Linked DNA regions of Homo sapiens: region 2 is linked to region 1. The links are chromatin loops, found by intact Hi-C in ENCODE. Cell type or tissue: GM12878. All regions are shown on one strand. Each heading gives the region's core, and the rest is flanking DNA. Links, peaks and the distances in the headings are about the cores only.

What was found. Hi-C counts contacts between places; a loop is a spot of excess contacts. Peaks named below come from ENCODE experiments on the same cell type or tissue, not always from the same donor. Only the 100,000 strongest peaks of a DNase experiment are listed, where the experiment ranks them.
Region 2: a loop joins it to region 1, with 9 times the contacts of the local background. A loop is called at or near these places in 2 of 110 quality-filtered maps.

The regions. Positions count from the first base shown.
Region 1 is chr9:107,033,137-107,044,485 of GRCh38, reverse strand. The region is part of intron 4 of LOC340512 (a long non-coding RNA gene); the gene reads left to right. Among named protein-coding and RNA genes, the nearest start is that of ZNF462, 180 kb to the right of the region's middle. In GM12878, for the core only: no CTCF peak of the experiment used is centred there; DNase peaks (open chromatin) are centred at 4,805 and 9,485.
Region 2 is chr9:107,106,751-107,118,099 of GRCh38, reverse strand. It overlaps the pseudogene ACBD7P1. Among named protein-coding and RNA genes, the nearest start is that of RAD23B, 170 kb to the left of the region's middle. RefSeq lists a silencer at 4,932-5,071. In GM12878, for the core only: no CTCF peak of the experiment used is centred there; a DNase peak (open chromatin) is centred at 5,049.

The sequences.
Region 1 (11,349 bases), core at 1,760-9,759:
CCTAAGGAACAAATCCTCTCCAGTGCCACATGGATTATTCTGGAATTAGGCCGCTGCTGTCAATTTTATTTGGTGATCCCAGTTGGATCTCCAAATTATACCTGTAATTTGGTGCACTCTGTGTATTGCAGTCTGTCAGAGAAATCCTATAATTATTTTTTAAGTGACAAAGTTTTAAGGAACAGCTAAATAAATGTAGCTAAATTTAGTGCACTGTCTGTACAATGAAATGTGGCAGGAGGCAGAGATATGATCAGTGGCTGGTGGAAAGAGAATTTTGCTACTATCCAAAAGGTGGCAGCAGAAATTACCTCAATTAACTTAACAAGAAGCCTGTTCTACTCTGCCAGCCCGCCCGGGAACCCTGGCATGCACCTTTTCTCTTTCCTGCCAGGATTCCAGGCCTTCCTTACCAAGCTGTCCCCGGCTCCATCTGCTGCTCCCGTCTGAGGCTGATCCCCTTGCCCTAGTCACGTCCTGCCTCCTCCCTGAGATACTCCAGCCCAGCATTCCAGAAGGAACAGGGTCAGGAGTTCACACCTCCAAGAAACCTCAGTGCAGATCAGCATCTAACAGGGAGATCAGATAGACAAAGCAAGGGCCCGTTTCTGCCCTCTACATACTCCATAGAAAACGAGAGATTTTCTACAAACCCAAAAGCATAAGATCTTGGGAGGAAACATGATCCATACCTCATCTAGCTGTTCATTTAATTGTTTTTGTTTTTTGAGATGGAGTCTTGCTCTGTCGCCCAGGCTGGAGTGCAAAGGCGTGATCTCTGCTCACTGCAACCTCCGCCTCCTGGGTTCAAGTGATTCTCCTACCTCAGCCTCCTGAGTAGCTGGGATTACATGTGCCTGCCACCACACCTGGCTAAGTTTTGTATCTTTAGTAGAGATGGGGTTTCACCATGTTGGCCAGGCTGGTCTGGATCTCCTGACCTCAAGTGATCTGCCCACTTCGTCCTCTCAAAATGCTGGGTTTACTGGCATTAAGCCATTGTGCCCAGCCTAAGCTTTTAATTTTGAGAATCTACTCTGTGCTGGATTTTTAAAATGACTTAGATAAGTGAATGATTCCTTAAGAAAATATTTATTTTGCTCTTACTATGCGCTACATACCCTTCTAGGTTCTGGGTTTACAGCAGTGTACAAAAGGGAAGTGCTTGCCTGCAAGTAACTAACATTCTACTGGGGACACTAAACAAGATAAATAACAAGATAAATGGAAAGACTACATGCTTGGTTATAAAATTACGTGCTTGAGAAGTACAAAGGAGAAAGATAAAACAGGATAAAGGGCATGAATTGTAGAGGAGGCTGCTACACTTTTAGATGTGTGGCCAGGGCCAACCTCGCTGAGAAGGACAAGGACATGAAGGTGGTAAGGAAGCAGCCCTATACTGTATGAAAAGACACTGAAGAGGAAAATGTTAAGTGGGCTGTTGGAGAAACAGAATGAGTACTGCAGGCTCCTGCTTGAGAAGGTCAGGGGGAATTGGAGAAGAGAGATATGTTTAAAAACTAATTACTATTCTAAGTTCAATGTAGTGGTTTAGGCCAGGGATCAGCATACTATGTGTTTTTGTACAGCCTGTGAGCTAAGATTGGTTTTACATTTTTAAATGGTTGGGAAAAAAATCAAAAGAAGACTATTTTGTGACACATGAAAACTATATGAAATTCAAATTTCAGAGTCCATAAATAAAGTTTTATTGGAACAAGGCCATGCTCATTCATTTATATATTTTCTATGGCTGCTTTTGTGCTATAATGGCAGAGTTGAGTAGTTATGATAGAGAACATATGCCCTGCAAAGCCTAAAATATTTACTATTTGGCCCTTTACAGAAAACATTCACCAACTCCTGCTCTAGGCAATACAAGAGAGTGGTTAGTCTTTGGTTTTGGGGTCAGGAGCCCCTGATTCCAGGCTTGGGTAGGGCCACCCCTTGGTGGTTGTAAGACTTTGGGCAAATGGTCTATCTACTCTGTGACTTTTTCCTCATTTCTGAGATAGGGACAAAAGTGCTGTATTATTAGTCCATTTAACGTTGCTATAAAGGAATACCCAAGGCTGGACCATTTATAAAGAGGTTTATTTGGCTCATGGCTCTGCAGGCTGTACAAGAAATATAGTGCCAGTATCTGCTTCTGGTGAGGGCCTCAGGAAGCTTTAAATCGTAGCAGAAGGTGAAGGGGGAGAGGGCCTGTCATGTGGCAAGAGAAGGAGCAAGAGAGAGGGGAGGATGTGCCAGCCTCTTTTTAACAATCAGATTTTGCATAAACTAATAGAGCAAGAACTCACTCATTACCATGTTACCACCAGGAGGGCACCAGGCCATTCATGCATGAGTGATCTGCCCTGGGGACCCAAACACCTCCCACTCAGTCCCACCTCCAACACTGAGGATCACATTTTAACTTGAGATTTGGAGGGAACAAATATTCAAGCCATATCAATTACCTACCCTCTTAGGATAAGAATGAGAATTGAATGAAATAAAAAAAATATGAAACACATAGTAAGTGCTTGATATTTGTAGTCATTATAATGATTACACATAGTAAAGTAGGAAGGTAGGATAAAGAGATTTACGGAGTGAGGAATGTTTGTATCCCCCTGAAAATTCATATATTGAAGCCCTAACCCCAATATGATGTTATTTGCAGGTGAGGCCTTTGAAGGTTAATCAGATTCAAATGAGGTCATGAGGGTAGAGTCCTCATAGATGAGCGCCCTTAAAAGAAGAGACCAGAGAGCTTTCTCTCTCTCTCCCACCACCATGTGAGGACACAGAGAGAAGGTAGCCACCTGCAACCCAGGAAGAGAGCCCTCACCAGAACCTGACCATGCTGGCACCCTGATCTTGGACTTCAGCCTCCAGAAGTGTGAGAAATGAGTGTCTGTTCTTTAAGCCACCCAGTCTATGGTGTTTTGTTTATGGCAGCCTGAACTGACTAACCCAAGGTAGGAGCAACTATCTTTACCTGGGGTAGTCAAAGAAGTGGCCACTGAGGATGAGCAGAATTTCCCTGGGTGGAGAAGGAAGGAAGGAAAAGGCAGAGGAACACATGTGCAAAAGCAATGGTGATATGAATGAGCATGTGAATGGGCCTGGGGTGTTTGCAGACAGGAGAGGACAGTTCTGGCCACTTGGAGCACAGACAGCAGTAATGGAGGTGAGAGGAAAGGATGGGATTTGGTAGAGCTAAGGCTGGAGAGGCACATTTGTGAAAGGCTTGCATCTCATACTCCGGGTAGACTTATTTGTTACGTTCTGCCCATTTGATATTTGAAGAGCTCCATTCTCCGTCCCCGAAGACATTTTAGACTATAGGGAGAAATGTCAGCTAACAAGATGACCTCCTATTTTGTTCTTTCATGGCTGTGGATGGTTCCTGAGCTCCTTCTCTGTGGCTAACAGCTGCTAATCATGGGGATATACTGTGGTGAATAAGAAAGACACGACCCTTGATGTCAGGGAAAAAGAGTGTTATGAGAAATAAGGATTATTTTTTAAAAAGAAAGGGGATGGGCACAGTGGCTCATGCCTGTAATCCCAGCATTTTGAGAAGCCGGGGCAAGGGGATTACTTGAGCCCAGGAGTTTGAGACCTGCCTGGGCAATGTGGTGAGAGCCCTAATTCTACCAAAACTAAAAAAATGTGCTGGGTGTGGTGGGATGCACTTGTGGCCCCAGCTATTCCGGAGGCTGAGGTGGAAGGATCACTTAAGCTTGGAGGTTGAGGCTGCAGTGAGCTGTGACTGTGCCACTGCACACCAGCACAGAGAGAGGTCCTCTCTGGAAAAAAAAAAAAAAAAGAAAGTAAAAAAGGAATACAAGATGCTAAGGAAAAAAGTATACTGCAGCATAAAGTTTTTAAAGAGTTTTAAATATGCAAGTGATGTTATCAGTTTGAGGGTTTTTTGTTGTTTTTAGAGATGGGGTCTTTCTATATTGCCCAGGCTGGCCTCGAGCTCCTGGGCTCAAGTGATCCTTCTGCCTCAGCTTCCTGAGTATCTGGGATTACAGATATGAACCACCATGCCCAGCACTGGCCATCTTTTTGAGCTTGGAGGGAGCACAAATGAAAGAGGCTGTTGCTGTAGCCCATGGAATAAATAGTGGTAGCTTAAGCAATGGAAGTGACTGTGGGAATGAGGGAATGGACCTGAAGAAAAAGGCGTGGAAGAAAGAATTCACAGGGCTTGCTGACTGGGTGTAGAGTGTGAGGGAGAACAGACAATGGGCAGAAATCTGCCTGTGCAACTGCTGGATGGTGATGCCATTTGCTGAGATGGGGAATGAGAGAGATCACTGGTTTTAGCGGAGTGAGGTGCAGTGGGGATCATCAGCTCAAGATTAGGGATGTTGAGTTGGAGATGCTTGTGGGATCATACCTTGAAGCATTTTGCTATCTCATTCTGAAGATCAGGGAAGAGATCTTGGGCTGGAGCTAGAAATTGAAGAGCTGTTAATAAACAGATGGTAACTGATGCCCTGGGGTGGCTGAGGTCACTCAGATGCTGCCCCTCAGCCATGGAATAAACCCTGCATAATAGTCTGCCTTTTGAAAACAGACAGACAGACAGACACACACACACACACACACACATGCACACACACACACGCAAATATTCAATCCCTGGTGACTCAGTGGCATGTATCTGGCCCTGATTGTGCAGACAGTTTTACAGGAAGTTGCCAACACAATGAACCATCTGAAGCTTCTAATGAAGCAATTATAGTATGTGGAAGGAACAATCAATCAACTGTAAACTCAGTGGTGAGAATTTTACCGAGACAGAGGGTCGATGACAGGCTTGCTGCGGTTAAGTCAAAGAGAGTAACTTGATCCCTTATTGGAGATGAAGTACACATAATATGGGAAATTCCCAACCCCTCCACCAACAGTCACAAAGAAAAAAATTTCTGTAACAAGACTGCTGCCTCCCACCAATCAGTGCTGCTCTCAAAACTTGTCATGAAATCCTCCCCCCCAAAAAAATTGCCCACATTTTAGGATATTATGCTTCATAAAGACCTTTTTACCCCAGTGAGATCTCTACAGGTCATACCAGTCAGTGCTCTACCCTTCTCATTTGATTCTTGAATCTCAAAGAGCTGTGCTAAGGGAGATGTCCCATCTAAGGCAATGATTATGATATTCTTATTTCCACTGCTCTATAGCAGTCCTCTGCATGTATTACTTCTAATTTTCATAATGAGCCTGCAGAATAGGTATTATCTGGCTCAATTTATGAGGAAAGAGAGACTCAGTGTTTAAATAACCTGTCCTATGTCACGGAGCTCAGATGTGGCAGAACTAGATCAACCCAGGTCTTTCTGACTCCAGAGTGCATCTCCTTCCCCATGGCCTGACGCCTTCCAGTCTGTCTGAACACCTTGCATGACCTGCCCTCTGTTAAGTCCATTCTCTTGACTGCTGGGATATTAGAAGATTCTTACTGAAATCCCCACCCATTGCACTGGGCTTACCTTCTAGAGACACTCATATAAAAGATTTAGGATGCTTGAAGACAGCAATCATACCCTTTCATTATTCTCCTCTGCAGTAAACACTTCCAGTTTCTTCAGCCCTGTCCCATGTGCTATGGGGAGGCAGCCACTGCTGGCTGCCTTCCTAACAGCGACTCTCTCTTCCCCCGCAATTTCCTTGCCAGAAGCTCACCTCCTACTGTAGAAGCTGAAAGGGCCAGAAACTCACTCCTAAGAAGTGAATACTGAGAAGTTGATTTTGGAGCTAGGGAATGAGGACATTGAAGAGGCAGAGAGATGAATGTGGCATAAAAGAAGCATCTAGATCCTGATCCTGACCCCCACCAGCTGTGGGCAACTTGTTTAAACTCTCTGGGGCCTCAGTCTATTTGCCTCTAAAATGGGGATGACTGTACTCACTCACTGCAGGGTTGTGCTGAGGACAGAACGGCATTAAGCATATTAAGCACCCAGCATAGTGCTGGGCACAGGGGAATTACATAGTAGATGGATGCGGTTATTTTTATAACCATTACTGAAGATGGGAGCTGCAATTCTTCATGGACTTTTGTTTACTTAATGCAACGTATGGCATGAGATTCACACATAGATTAGGCAAAGGGACATTCATATCCTAATGTTTATTCATGTATATAATGTTTCCCCTCCCTGCAAAATATAACAAGCAGTAATATTTGTGCATGTGGATTCATTATTTATTGATTCTTGGTCTTGCTGGGTAAAATGTTATCCCAACCACAGGTGCCAATATTTGTCTCAGGAAAGGAATTCTCATATTTTAGGAAACATAGATACATTGTTTAGCCTTTCTTTCAAGAAGCTTACAGTCACTGAAAGCCAAAGATATAGGTGTAAATTATAATTACTTACAGAATTCAGTAGAGTAACAGGCTGTACAGAATTGCTGCCTAAAAATAGGCTATATGCCATACAGGCTAGGTGTGTAGTAGGCTATACCATCTAGGTTTGTGTGAGTACACTCTGATGTTTGTATGATGACAAAAATCACCTGATGACACATTTCTCAGAACATATTTCCATTGCTAAATGATGCATGACTATGTATACACACATTAATGTAAAAATACATATATATCTATATGCTTATATACATTTATACATACACACATGCATTCCTTTGTTCTCCAAATATCTGATTACTCTCCCTTCTGGGAACATAGGAGACTTAATGTCTCCCAATCCCCTTATGATGGGCTGGGGTCCTATGACTAGTTCTGGCCAATGAGTTGTAAGCAGAAGTGACATGTGACTTCTGACATGTGTCACTTCTGGATTAGAACATTTAATTGGCAGGACACACCCCTTCAATCTTTTTTACCTCTGCCATAGTGACTAGCAACATTTAGATCAGTGGTTGCTTGATCAGCTTTGGTCCCAAGTAAGGGAATTTAGAACAGAGCTCTCAGCTGCCCCTCAGTGTACTGATAGTGTGAACAAGGCAGAAACCTTTGTCACCAGCAACTGAGACTTACAGATTGTTACCACAACATAGCATAGCCAGTCCCAAGACTGAGGGCCTCCAGCAGCCCAGTGTTTACAGGTGTAGCTCATGGCTTCAGCAGAGGAAAAATCTCTCCCTTTTCAGCACCTTAATGGGCTGTTTCATGGAGAGACCCTCTTTGCTTTTCTTTTGTTGTGTCCTATCTTTGTATGCATCACCGAGGACAGGAAGATGTTGTAACAGAGTTGGCCAGGTCTGGACCATGTGGCTTTCATCTAGACAATGGAGAAGCACTACGATAGGTGGTCCTCCTGGAAGCATTTCTCAAACAGAATGAGGGAGACAGCACAGAAAATACAACAGGGACTGTGACCCATGGGCATAGCTAAGCGTCTTTTCTTTCCCTTTTTCTTTCTTAGCTTTGTTTCTTCCTTCCCTCTATAGGTCTTACTTCCTCCCCTACTTCTTATCCATGACAGTACTTTTTCATATTTCAGAAACAATGTTATAGCTTCCTTGGTGTCCCCAGTACTCAACATAGGGACTCAGTAATTGTGGAGGGAATAAGCAAATGAAAGAGGTTGTGTAAGATAAGACAGAGCCAGAATGAAGAAGCACATTTTGTTTTTTTCTGTGACTGGGAGATCAAACATCAAACAATGGATTATGTTGACAGAAAACCTTCCAGGATAGGCCAAAAAATGTTTAATTCTCACTCTCTCTAGAATTCCCTTTAACAAACGCAACCAAACACCTGGGAATGAGAGACCTGCCACTGTATTATCCATTTGATTTCAAACTGGAAACCCTAGACAGATTCCCTTGCCTGCAATTAGCCAGGTGGAGCACAGACAAGTTAATATCAACAGCTCATCTTAATGCCTACGCTGTCTCCAGAATCCAGGGAAAGGTGTTCTTCCCTTTAATCCTCTGTGGCAGGACAGATGGCACTTACAACCCAACCCAGCACTGGGGAAGTGTTTTTTATGCCACCAATTAAAATGCATTTCCTCCACTGCGTCCATCACTTGCACCTGCAGGACAACCAGTAGCCTCACCATGAGCCTATTCCATCTGATCGCTCCCTTGTCCATTGGGGCATGTTGCTACAAATCCAAAAAGTGTTGCCAAGGAAGAAAGTGAGAGTTGCATCTGTACTGGAAACTTTCTAGTATGCTCCTAGAGTGTTCGGCAAATTCTTTTATGTTCTCATCCAATTGACAATTACCGTGAACCTGCTATGTGCCAATTGATACTAGAGGGAAAGGAAAAGGTAAACAAGACTGCCCTTGAACTCAGTCTTGTAGAAGAGACAGATTATTAAGTAACTAAAATTCATTGTGAAAATACTCTAAGTAGAGACAATTTCAGGTACTGATGAGCACAGAAAAGGGAAGGCTTACTAATTTGGGGGAAGGGCCCAAATCAAGCCTCAGTTATAGAGAGGCCATGTAAGTCTATATTTGTATTAAAATAGTAACCCATGTTTTTATAGTGCAATATGGTTTTAAAATCATTTCCACATATTTGTCTCATTATTTCCAACAACCTTTGTGTAGAAATTACTCTTCTTCTCTATTTACAATTTAAGGAGTTAGGGCTGAGATAGGCTAAGAGATTTGCACAAAATTACAAACAAAAATGGAAAAGCAGGACTCATAACTAGGTTTTCTGATTTTGGAGTTTGTTTTAAACTTATTTTGAATTGATCAGGGTTCTCAGCTGCAAGCAACAGTTAACAACAAAATTAAAACACACAAACAAACTAAAAACCTCTCTGGCACTAAGCTTGGAGTCTCTGTAGCCAAAACCCAACCAGGATCGAGAACTGACAACTGAGCTGGTGAAGTCACCAGTGTAACCTCCCCTGAGCATTAGATACCATAGCATGCATACCTGAAACCACCAACATGCCTTGTGCTGCCCCTTGAACTTCTGCTTCAGGTGCTTCTAAAAACTCAGTAGAGTTGCCCCACTCCTTGAGAGGTGGATTCTCAGTAATCCCTGCTTCTTGGGTTTGTTAACTTCAGGTAGAATCTGGAGTTACTGCACTGAGGGGCAGAGTCTCCATCAGGTCCCCTAAATGCAGGGAAGATAAGTGCCTGGTATTTGCAGTTTCTTTTATGGGCACTGGACTCAACTTCACACATTTGGTAATTCCCAGGCATAAGAAGGAGGCTTAGAAGGCAGGTGGCAACATTTTATATTCCCTTCAGCATTACCTCTCAGTAGCGCTTATTTCCCTGCTTAAAAATTATATTTACTCTATTTGGCTGTTTCTCACTCCCTGAAGTCCTTTTTAACCCAGTATGAACGAGGAAGACTGCTCCTAATCGCCTCCTGCATCGTGCAGCATGACCATGCCTTCATCATCACAATCATGCCAGAAACAGCTCACTTCATTATCAATCAAACCCATTCATTTAGGTGTGTGGTTACAGCCTCTTCCCTCAATGACTGGCCAACCAAGCTTCAGAGTTTAATCATGAAAAGTCAGTGACTTTCACTTCAGAGCACTGATTGGGAGAGAAGGAACAAGAGTCCCCACTCATCTGTGAAACGAAAAATGTCTTCCTCTATTGACAGGGAATAGTGCTGGTGGCTCTGCTTTGAAAAGGGGTCACATGGGGAATGACTCGCTGTCTCAGATCTGTAAGTCTTTTAGACTCATTGATTCCTTTTTTTTAAAGGGGTGCAAGTGAACTTAAATTTACAAACCAAACCAAACAACCCCATACAAAAGTAGGCAAAAGATATGAACAGATACTTCTCAAAAGGAGGCATACATGTGGCCAAAAAGCATATGAAAAAAAGCTCATCGTCACTAACCATTACAGAAATACAAATCAAAACCACAATGAGATACCATCTTACACCAGTCAGAGTGGCTATTAAAAAGTCAAAAAATAACAGACGGTGGCTAGGTTGTGGAGCAAAAAGAACACTTATACACTGTTCGTGGGAGTGTAGATTAGTTCAAACACTGTGGAAGACAATGTGGCGATTCCTCAAAGACCTAAAGACAGAAATACCATTTGACCCAGCAATCCCATTGCTGGGTATATACCCAAAGGAATATAAATCATCCTATTATAAATAAAGACACATGCCTGCATATGTTTGTTGCAGCACTATTCACGATAGCAAAGACCTGTGATTCTTCAAGTGTGGTCTCCTGGATGGCAGCAGCAGCAACTAGGAACATTTTAGAAGTGAAAATTCTTGGGCCCCATCCCGGACCTACTGAATCAAAAATTCTGGTGGTGGAACGCCACCACCTGTGTGTTAACAAAACCTTCTGTGTGATTCTGGGGCATGCTGAAACTTGAGAATCACTACTTTAGACCAAGAAACTTCTTCTGATGTGGGCACCAAGCTTAAGATCTTTCATGTACTCAAGTATCTTTCAGTTTCCCTTAGTGAATCTGGATGGGAACTGAAGAAACTTTAATGCAGTAAATGTATCCCAGATCATCCTTTTAGGTAAGTCAGCCTCAAAGAAACCTACTACAGTGGGCACTCCAACAAAATAAGGACTAACCCTTGCATTATTTTATATCCATTTTCTCATTCTGCCCACATTACCGCCCCAGAAGAGAAGTCATTTTCAAGATGAAGAAACAGACTAAGGAAGGTTCATTTACTTGCCCAAGGTTACATATCAAGGAGTGGTGGAGCTCATGGAGTCTATACTGTGCTAGGTCTATGGGCATGATGGGGGACCATGGGGGGGAGTTCTCTCACCACCCATCTGTAATTATATCACAAACACCTCAACTAATCATCTATTTCTGCTAAAGAAGTGTGTCTCTTTGATCTGGTGAAATTCTCAATATTTTTTCTTTCTTGAGGAGCCCCTTTTTATAAAAGCAATTTTATTCAAATCTCCCATTAACTCTATGGCTTTGTAACAAAAATGATTCAACAGATGAGTGTAAACCAGGCAGTCCATCCTAGGAGAAAAAAGCGGAGGGTTTGAAATGGGGATCAAGTAGCCACCAAACCCAACTTGTCAGGTTTAGACACAAATGGTCTCTTCCTGAGTGCTTGTGAAATGAGATATATTTTTAAAGATGCTCCTAAGCCCTCTCTTTACTTTTATTGCAATATTTCTAATCACATAAATATCTGCCTGCATTAAATCCTATCTGTATTCGTCTGTTCTCATGTTGCTAATAAGGACATACCCGAGACTGGGTAATTTATAAAGGAAAGAGATTTAATTGACTCACAATTCAGCACACCTGGGGAGGCCTCAGGAAACTCACAATCATGGCGGAAGGAGAAACAAACACATCCTTCTTCACATGGCATCAGCAAGGAGAATTGCAGAGCTAAAGTGGGGATAGCCCCTTATAAGACCAT
Region 2 (11,349 bases), core at 1,427-9,426, 74 kb before region 1:
CCAGCACCAGGTGAGTGAGCCTTTTTGGATCCTTCCACCCCAGCTGTGCCTTTGGATAACTGCGTCCCAGCTGACATCTTCCTTGATGTTAAGAGACTCCAATCCAAAGCCATCCAGAAAAGCTGCTTCTAAATTCCTGACTCACAGAAACTGTGAGATAATAAATGTTTATTATCATTATTATTATTTTTTGAAATTTTCCAATGAATTTTATTATCACCAGCATCTTTAAAAATTAAGAGGAATTCTCTGAGAGTATATATAAAAAAGAAATTAAAGGCAAATATTTTGCTGTTAAGGATTTAAAAATAAACAGAAACATAGAGTATAAAATTTTCATTTCACTGTCCCCTCATTTAAAATTATAAGAATATAAGCAAATAACATCCAATGTCAGAAGAGATTCAGGGTGACCATTTGCAGTATTTAATGGCAAATTAGTAGCGTCATGAAAAATTTCAATTCATTTAAAAAAATAGCTTTCATTTAAATAATAATTATGTTTAACTTTATCTCTGTATATAATTAGACTTTCTTTTGGCTTAGACAATTCCATTTTCTCCAACTGGGAGCTGTGAAGGATCAAGTCCTACTTTCTTCATTGATACGGCAATATCAAATAAATAGTCATAACACTCACACATGGTTTTGGCCTTCTCTCATGTTTCCCCCCACACATATACTCCATGACGTCTGACCAGTACTGCACAGGAGTCTGGGTATTCATTCATTGCATGAGCCATTCTATCTTTGAAGTCTTTCTCCTCAGGTGTATTCTCAATAATGGGTGCCACTAACATATCATCATATCTATAATACCCTCCAGAAGTACATTTCTTTATTCCTTTGATCATCTCTTGATGGGTAATTTTAAACTCCCATCCTCGAAAGAGAAGGGTGGCCATCACAGCAGCTTTAGAGTGGGTATGAATCACCGCACCTGCTCCTCTCATTGTGTAAGCATTCATGAGAAGAGGAGTACACTGGCTTTATTTTAGCTTCTTAGATGGCGAAGGTCCACTTATGTCCTTTTCATTTATATCACAAACAAACATGTCTTCAGGCTGAATTCGTTCCTTTTGCACTCCTGAAGGAGCAATGTAGATTTCACCGCCATGCCTCAAGCCAATTCCTCCTCCAGTCCCAGTGACCCAGCGCAAATGGTAAAACTGTTTGCAAAGTTCTGGGATCAGGTATCTTGGATGCTCCTTGTCCTGCGCTCCGCATCTCGGGGAACAACAGTCTCCCTCCCGGGCGTCACAGCCAGACATGGCCCAGACCAGGGACCCACACGGCCTCCAATCTCTGCACGGCTTTGCGCGCGGTGCTCAGCCTGGGATGAGGCAGCCAAATGTTTATTATTTTGAGCTATTCTGTATTGGGGTAATTTGTTAAGCAGTAGCAGATAACTAATACAGTAATGAATGAGGCATATAAGATTCCTACTCTACCCTTATGGAGACTATCAGTCTAGCAGTGTAGGAAGGGGAGGAAGGATAGATAAAAATAATTAAATCTAATAAATAAATAAACAAGTATAAATTGTGGTAAGTGCTGTGAAAGAAACAAGCAGGATGCTGAGCTAAGACAAAATATATGCTGGGTAAGCTCATTTAGATAGGGTGGGCAACGGATGCCCCAAGGAACCCCTTAAGCAGACTCTGAAAAGTGAAAGAGCTTGGAGGAGCCACCTGCACCCAGATACAGAAGCTCCCTTCTAAGGATGACAGAGACTGCCTGCCTTCCCTTCACCACTCATCTGTGACTAATTTTCATTATTCACACTATTTTATTTACAATAAAATTTAACAGACCAGAAGGGGTGGCTCACTCCTGTAATTCCAGCACTTTGGGAGGCCAAGATGGGGGGATCACTTGAGGTGGGGAGTTCAAGACCAGCCTGGGCAACATGGTGAGACACCCCACCCCCCTCACCGTCTCCACAAAAAATTAAAAAATTGGCCGGGTCTCATGTCATGCACCTGTTGTCCTAGCTATTCAGGAGGCTGAAGTGGGAGGATCTCTTGAGCCCAGGAGTCCAAGGTTATAGTGAGCTATGTACGGGGAAAAAAAGTCTTTATGGACTGAAATGTAGCAGATATCACCTGTGCATTCTGCTTCATTCCTTTAAGATGTGCTTCATCGTCACTGGAGCTACATACCATCTTCCAGTTTCTAATCCAGTCTCTTCTTGTTACTCTTCATCATGTATGTGAAGTAGGCCAGGGTCTCCTTTTCATTCCCTGGTATGTTCCTGAAGTGTCAGCTGACAGTGTCTGTTAACTGCACCTTATTGAGGCCTGGCCTGGTCTGCAAATTGTGGTGCCATGTATAACAAGGTAGAGAAATAAACTTCTACCTGATATTTGGGAGTCTCTTGATTGTATAGCTTAACTGATTCTCTACCCAACACAGAGGGACCAGTGCCTCCATGTGGGGTCTTGGAGGCCATGGCTTGGGGCTGGCTCTTTATTCTAACATCAGTGGGGAAATCATTGGATGGTTTTAGGCAGCAAAGCAAAGTGATCTCATTTATTCTTTAAAATGTTCACTCTGGTTATTCCCTGGGTTTGTGCTAAGTCTCAGGTTTCTAATTTATAAAACAGGAGTCTGAGACAGAATTTTCCACCCTGCTTATCCCCACAAAAGTCTCTCCTTTCCAGGCTAAACATTCCAGTTCTTTTAACCAACCTTTATGCAGTTTGGCCTCTTCATGATCTTTGTTATTCTCTGCAAAATTGACATGTGGTCATGTCCTCTGGATTTGGGGTACTTCAAACTCCAGCCCAATGCTCTATCCATGGTATGTCCAACATTGGGCAGAGCAAGGCTGCCAGCCCTCTTGTGAGATCATTTTTGACATGTGTTAACATTTCCGATTTCATTGCAAAATCTCTTTGCTGCTAACCCTGAAGGTGAATTGTATGAAATCATTCTTTGCTACTGTGGAACTGTTTCCCTCTATCAGGCATTCTGTCTACAGTTGGCAACATTAGGACAGAAACACCAGGGGTCCATGCATGACATTGCTTCTGAGATGAGCTTGGGCAGGAGATGGCCTAATTGAGATTTAGGTATCACCCTTGTGAGAGTGTCAAGTTCTTTTGAAAAGTGGCTACACTGACAATCTTTACATTTAGAAACACTGAAGACTTAAATCTTAGTTCCAAAGTAAGTCATCTGAGAATGATGCTGCAGATGGGTCTGAAACCTGATGGGTAGTTCTCATACAAAGGATCAGCTCTGCCTGGAGTTCAGATAAAAGATCACACTAGCTAATTTAGATACAAATGATAACTTTCCAACTGGGGTAACAGATAAGTGCTTCCAGAAACAGCTTCTTTAGGCAACGAAGCCACAAATGGCTGCCTTCAGAGAGAAGGGAGAAATGGTAGAAGACAGAGAAGAATTTAGGTCAGCCAGAATGGGGGCCCAAAAAAGTCAAGTTCAGAAATAATTTAGCAGATAGGGATCCAAAGAATATGTGGTTTGCCTGACAAATGACATTCACTTTGAAAGTGAAAATGAAATTGGAGAAAGCAAAATTGCTGCATAATAGGTCCCGGAGATTGAAAAGATTCTAGAGGAGAAAGGAGCTGTAAAGCCTTCCTAGTTAAGCACAGAATTGGAATGTATGAATTTTGGTCCATCAAGAGTCAGGTGAAGATCACACAGATAATGGCTTAATCCCAACCAGCTCCAAAATGACATTCATTAACAGAGCATCTCAAGCTCTTGACAAGCGTGCCTGACCAGGCTCACGCTGCCTTCTCTCAGCATCGCTCATCCTGGGTAGAACTCTCTAACACAATAAGACCACATAATTTTACAGTTAAGCCTAGGAAAGACGGAAAAAGACTTTTACCCTGACTGTCAAGGGGCCCAGAAAGAGCTAAGGAGGTGTAGGATGGGGGAAAGATGGTGTGCGTCGAAACTGAAGAAGCACTCTGGGGCTGGCAGAGTCTCACCCGTGCAAAATAATGATCCTTGGCCACCTCGCAAAAGGCACATGGACTTCTGCCTAGGGACATCTGGGCTTCATTCCTGCTCTAATGAACGACTCTCTGTGAGATTGTTAGACTACTCACTTCATCTCTGTGAGACTCATTTTATTCACTCCCAGGAGAAGTATAATCATATCTATTGACTTCTTTCTACCTCAGAGAGAAAAAGTTTACACAGTGCTTTCATCAGCATTAGCTTCTCATTTAACCCTCACAATAATTCTGTAATGTGGCATGATTGGCTCCATTTGATGGATGAGGAAACTGAGGCTCAGAGGTGTTAAAGGACGTGCCCAAGGTACAGACCCAAGTGGAAGAACCAAGACTGGAACACAAATAACCTGATTTCAAATATAGGTCTCTTTCTTGGACCCCGTGACCATTTATTGAAGGAGAAAGAAAATGAGTGCTTCTTCTGGGATAGAGAATAGTGTGGTAAACAGCATTGGTTTTGGAATAAGCCAACTTGGGTTCAAATCCCAGCTTTGTCATTTTCTAGTGGCATCACTTGGTCACACAAACCTTAGTGTCCTTGTTTGTAAAATGGGGATCAAAATGGTCTGGTCCTTCAGTCATGAGGTTATTGTGGATTGAATGTCTACAGCATGTTTGGTGAATCACAGAGCAAGTGCTCAATGAATGGAAACTTAGTCTCCTAGCCAGCCGGCCATAGGAATGTGCTGCTTGATGGGAGAGTGATTAGGAGGGATGGCTCTGAAGTCAGATAACATGGGTTTGAATTCTAGTTCTGCCATTTATTAAATGAGTGACATTAAGAAAAGTATTTGACTTCTCTAAGCCTCCATTTTTTCATCTGTAAAATCAGATAAATAACAGTCTATGTCTCATCTTATTGTTGTGAGAATTGAATGAGGTACTTGGAAGAATGCCTGGCACATGGTGGGTACACCAGAATTATTACCTATTATAGTGCTGTTGTCCTGTAACTGTTTATTAATGAACAGGAGGAAGGGCTAGGGCTTTATGAAAGTGAGCTCCAGAAACCAGTATACCACTTCCCCATAAAGTAAGTCCAGAGTGAAACATGGGGCTAGTGGGACATAAAGAGTGTTTTTCAGTTCCCTAGACCTGCAGCCATATTTGCATTTTGGAATCATCTTAATCTCAGTGTTTCTTCTCTCCAGCATGCTTTGCAGTGAATCCTATCTCATCACTCTGTATAATGGCTGCTTGGCATTCTTGCCATCCTCTATGGGTTTTCACTTTCATTTCATTAGTTCATTCACTCATTTATTCCCTTTTTCATACGTACATTCATTTACTCATCTATCTGTTCATTCTTCCATTCCATGGACAGTTCTTATGTATCTCCTAGGTATCAGACCATGTTTCTTGGGAGTGTAGCAATAAATCAGACATGGTCATGCCACCTCAGAGCCTCTAGAGTACTGGGGGACATGAGACATGTGTATAAATCCCAAAGTATGAGGGAGGCGAGGTAAGGGTCACTAGAGAGGGATGGTTAATTTGGAGAAGGACAGGGAGACATAGTTCACAGTCCTCTGGATGGTGAGTCATGAGGGAGGCAGCTTGAGCTGGATTTGGGTGGGAAAAGGAGGCTCCATGTAAAATAGCAGCACAGCCAAAGACTCATGGGCTGAGGAGAGAGGTGAAAGGATGCCCGCCTGGCTGCCTGAGCTCTGAGCCTTGCGGTGGACAGCTCTGTTGTGTGTGTGGGGAGACGGAAGGGAGCCAGTGTGCCAGTGTGCTGTCCGAGTTGCAAGGAGCACAGAGACCAGGAGCCGGATAGACACAGGTTCACATCCCAGCCCCACCTCACACTAGCTAGATGGCTTCGCTTCTTAAGAGTCTTGGTCTTGGCTGATATGGGGATCATACAGCCTTTCTCATGAGAGGGTTAAAGGAACTCAGATTAAATAATATATGTGGAAAAGTACTCCTATAAGACACAGATCTTGCATTGGAATAGAAGGCAGGATCTACTTTTGTTGCCAAATGACAGTTTCATCAGGAATAGTGGTAACAGCAGGCTGTGACACCATCTGAGAGCTGTCTCCCAAACAATCTCATCTTACTTTTCCTGTAGGTAACCGATCTGTCACTCACTCAAGTGCACACCCATGGAAACTCTAAATGGCAGAGTAAGTTCTGGAGATACAAACTGATAGTTTTCCTCTGTGTCCTCTTCTTTCCCATCACCATTTAGGCAGGGAGGAGGCTCTGTGCCTTCTTACCTCAAGGGAAGTTCTTGATAGAATAAAAAGCAGGAGTTGCTTGCAAAATACTTCCCTTTCTGCCTTTTGCTTCCCAAAATCTAAGCTCACTGAGGAGAGGAAGCCTAGTGACCTCAAGGGAGACTGCTACCAAGGGAAACCCTAAAAGAGAGACTAAAGAAAGGATCGATAGAAATCAAGTAGGGGCTGAAAGGTCAGCAGCAGGACCCTAATCCTGGTAGGCATCAGAGGAGAAGGGCTGCCTGGGTTCCAGGCTTGGTAAATAGCACTTTGCCCCAGAAGCAGCCAGAAGCAATGAACCCCAAAGGACCATATGCAGTTGGGCTGTCTTAGGCTGATCTGTATAAACAAATGAATTTGCCCTACTCTGGGAGAAACCCCCAAGAAGACTGAGGCTAAATTCTCTACAGCTTGCAGGAGGGGTGGCTTTAAAATGTGATATTGCTTCCACCTTTGCACATATGAAATGGCATTCATACCGCCTCAGCTATAATATACAGGTTCACACATTTTCAGTCCATTTTACTTGGAGATGTGTTTGGGGATACATTATTTGCATAATCTGTTGAACTACATATTTAATCAAGAGCAAAGTGCTTCGTTCCATATACAATTTTCTTGCCATGACATCACAGCAGGAATAGTCACTGCAATGCACACTTTTGTAAATGTCATCACTGCCTAAAATTTGGATCAATCAGATCATGAAGCAATTCCACCAATCAGACCTCAGCTGGGCTGGCCAGCCACACGCAGAGGCTGCTTTCAGAGTACTCAGACTGGCCTGCCTTGAGGGGTGCTGTGGTACCTCGTCTGCAACTTCAGCCACTTGACTTACCTGTGGCTAGTATGGGGTACCAAAATAATAGCTATCGTCATTATAGAAATGTCTACAATAGGACAAAGGCAGAACATTTAAATCACGATATTCAAAAAGACAGAAGTAGAGACCAAAATGTTGATCTTGCTAGTCTATGACTTTTCTGTAGGTCTGCTTGGCTTTAGCTACTTTTGATCTCTATTTACAAACATAAAGTTCTCTTTGCTTTTCACAAGTCACATCTGGTAGGTGATAAGGATTGAGGTGGTGGTGGTAGTGGTAGTGGTGGAAAACTTGACCGTAATCTGTTCTTTCTTTACCCCATCCCAGAGTTCAATATACAGGTACTCAAACTATATTTTCCAAACTGTATAGAACTTAAAAGAGTGAGTTTCACTGGTGTAATTTAATGACATAGGCCTCCTGCTGCTAAATGCCAGAGATCGCTTCCCAATTTCTATCTCTTTCTCTTTGCAAGACCCTAGAGAACCCTACCTCCCAGTCAATTTCATAATAACAACATAACTTCTATCCTAGCTGGAAATACCTCCTTTTCAGGTTAAAGTTCCTTTACTCTTTATGGTCATTTACTTTACAGCTAACTATTGCAGTCGATCCCACAGCAAACCCAGCCCTTGCTCAGCCCATCTCAGTGACAGAAGGAAAAACACTATGTATGTCAGATCATGGTCTATTGCCTCACATGCCTGAGTCTCAGCTAGATGGATTGTGGGGCCACAAGTGAGTTGCATAATTCAGGTGCCAAGTGGATGTGCTGGGGAAGAGACTGCACAGGGTCTGGAGCAGGTCGAGGCCCTCCATCAAGGTGGAGGTTTCCATGTGTAGTTGGATATATGGGTTTGAAGCTCAAGGGAGAGGACAAGGGAGATATTGATGGGGGAGTGATGATATGGACACAGATACAGTAGAAGCCATGTGAGTAGGTACTGTGACCCAAGAAGTGGGCAAAGAGCAAGAAAAAAAAGGGAATTCAGGATGAATTCCCCAAGAACGCCTGTATTTAAAGAATGAACAGGCCGGGTGTGGTGGCTCACGCCTGTAATCCCAGCACTTTGGGAGGCTGAGGTGGGTGGATCACGAGGTCAGGAGTTTGAGACCAGCTTGACCAACATGGTGAAACCCCGTCTCTACTAAAAATACAAAAATTAGCTGGGCCTGGTGGTGCGTGCCTGTAATCCCAGCTACTCAGGAGGCTGAGGCAGGAGAATCGCTTGAACCCGGGAGGTGGAGGTTGCAGTGAGCCGAAATCAAGCCACTGCACTGCAGCCTGGGCAACAGAGCAAGACTCTGTCTCAAAAAAGAAAAAGAAAAAAGAATGAAAAAGGTGAAAGATCCAGGGAAAACTTCCTGCAAGGGTGAATGTAGAGGGAAGAGTAAAATTCAAGGTGGGTGCAGTTTAGATGACAGAGAAGAGGGTTCTAAGTGAAAAGATATGGCCAAACTTGTGAAACGCTTTAGATATATCAACACAAAGTTGAGTAACTACAAGTTCACTGGGTTTGGCAAATACAAGGTAACTTTAGAGGTGGAGTGATAGAAGAAAGAGGTTGCTGAAATACGTACTATTTCAAGCAGATGATCACAGGTTTCAAGAGTGGAAGGATCAGCTTTGAAAAGAAGCTTTTCTTCCTAAGGGACCACAAGAGAAGAAATAATAATAGATGGAAATATAGTTAACTGTGGAAGTGAATGGCCAGGTCAGAAGCTGGAGGGAATCTGAGAATAATTTATATGTGGTAACATTTACTATGTGAGGTGAGACCGGTGGCATAGCGACAGAACAGATGTGGAACAGGACTTGAGAAAAGTGGTGGTGGTTTGGATCAGTCCTGTGGGGAGTGGGAGAGGAGACAGAATACGAGGTTGTGGTCAGATGGACAATGTTTTGAAGTCAAGGTTTCAGAGGTAAATGTTGGCAGGGGCAAACTGTGGCCATAAATGTGAGTTCCTGGAATGGAAGAGAAGGCTATGAAAACAGGTAAAGTGAGATTCTGGAAGAAGAGATGCTGGAAGGATCTCTTAACAGATCTCAAGGGCATCTGAGATGGCAGCAGGGGTTGGGGATGGAGAGGAAGACTGTGAACTGATGCCAACATTGAGCAAATGTTGAATGAATATCTACTTTATGCCAAGCACTAGATGCCATGGTCTCCAGTAAACACAGAGGATGAATTTAAATATAGTTCAAGTGTAAGTAGAGGGCTGGTGGTAGGAGACGATGATACAGCCTAGTATCGTGAGTCATGGAGTCAGAGGGTCTTGGAATCCCAGGGGAATGGACATTCCTGCTAATCACCATGGGACCCAGGAGAATGCAAACCCCCTGGGTTGTAGGCTGTGTGTTTTAACAACGTGGTAGTGAGGATTGTGGGCAGAAGAGCAGCCTCCCCTGGAGAAGGCTGCAGAGAAGCAAAATCATTAGGAACACACCACGTGCCTAGCCATGTGTTAACCACTTGAATAACGACAGCGTTTGGCCCTGCTCTGAGGGTCCCTGGAACCTTTTTGGGCACCCATCTGTGCTGCCAGACCTTGAAGGGTTTACTGTTTCTCTCTGCTCTGTTGGCTAAGCTCTGCTCACACAGGGATAATGAAGGTCTCATTTGCCTCCGACAATATGGTGCCTTTCTGCATAATTTACATGTTTTCTTCAAGGCTCAGACACTAAGTAATGAGGTAACAAATTCTGGTGCAGGGTCTTGCAACTGAGACATGGAAACCCAGACTCCACGCCTTTATTCTTCTGTGATCTCTTCCAGGGCAAGTTTGGAGCTGGGAAAAGTGTCTCCCTGTCTTGGTCTTGGCAGGCACCTGTTAAAGAGAGGACTTGGACATCTCAGGGTGACCGGAGGCATCTAAGTGCTAGCTCTATGTCACTGTCACCTTCTGAAATTCAGCTGCAGTCAGTAGATTTATAAATACCTCTCAAAGATTGAATTTTGTTTCCAATTTGTAAGAACATTAACCACCACTTATTGAGTACTATAAGTGTCAGCTGTTCTGCTAAGGATTTACATTAACTATTTTTTTAAACCTGCACATCAATGAAGTAGATTTTTTCTTTCTTTCCTTCCTTCCTTCCTGCCTCCCTCCCTCTCCCTTTCTTCCTCCCTTCCTTCCTCCATTCCTCCCTCCCTCCATTCTTCCCTTCTTCCCTCCCTGCCTTCCTCCCTCCTTTGCTTTTGAAGGAGGTAATTGAAGCTTAGGGAAAATCTGATGTGGAAGACAGAGGTCCTGATGAAGATTCACACCAAGGCAGTTTGACTCCAGAGCCTGCCCACTTAGACACTACCAGATCACTTCCTTAGGTCTTCTATCTCAGTCATAATTTGGACTCATTCTATCAGTGTAGTATCAGTGTTTCCGGACTGACACATCAATTCATTCATCAACCTTTTACTGAATATCAACTCTGCTGGACCCCATGGGAGAGGGCCTTAAGGAGTTTAACATTGGTGGAGTGTAAGGCAAAGCCTGAAGGTCTCTAAGGCTAGACTGGATACAGGAGCCAGCTCAGCTCACAGAGTGTGGTGTTGGCCCCATTCAGTCTTCTGCAGGTGATGTGGAGACAGAGGATTTCAAGTAGTGGAGAGAATAGCATGCAAACCAATATTCACCACCCATCTGCTGCGTGTCAGATACTCAAGAGGGTGATGAGGCGGGAAACAGTTAGGCAAGCCAGGGCTCTGGCACACAGCATTTTAGGACTCTCAGAGTGAGAGCTTTCTGAAATTTTGTGCCCTAAGCACCTGGCTTGCCTGACCCTCATCCAGGCCCTCCGAGGATGTTATTTGTGAGTAACGGATGAATACTACTCAGATCTCCACCCTTAAAACATGATGGACTTTGGGGAGAGGAGGAGAGGAGTGGATAGAGTTACATTTAACCACTTTCACAAGGAGTGACTTTAGGAGTATTAGATATTATTGATGTTCCTATTAAAGATGAAAACCTAACTATATCCATAACCTTCCACCATCCTTTCCACTGAGCCCAGTAGAAAATATTTTTAAGAGCATTGTGTAAGTCTTCTCAAGTGGGTAATGGGATTTTACTAATTTCGTTTGCTTTCTGCTGTTGACTATATACCAGCCTCTGGTACACCAGGCCCAGAAGCTGGTTCTGTGATCTCCTACAATAAAGGTTCATCTCTGGTCACCAAGACCCACTAGGATTCAAAGTCAAGCTAGATAAGAGCTCAACTGCTTGGGATGAAAGTAGGATGACAGAGCAGCCTCTGTATTTTTCTAAGTTCTAGGATCCAAGATCGGGGAGCCTTCAGATCTTC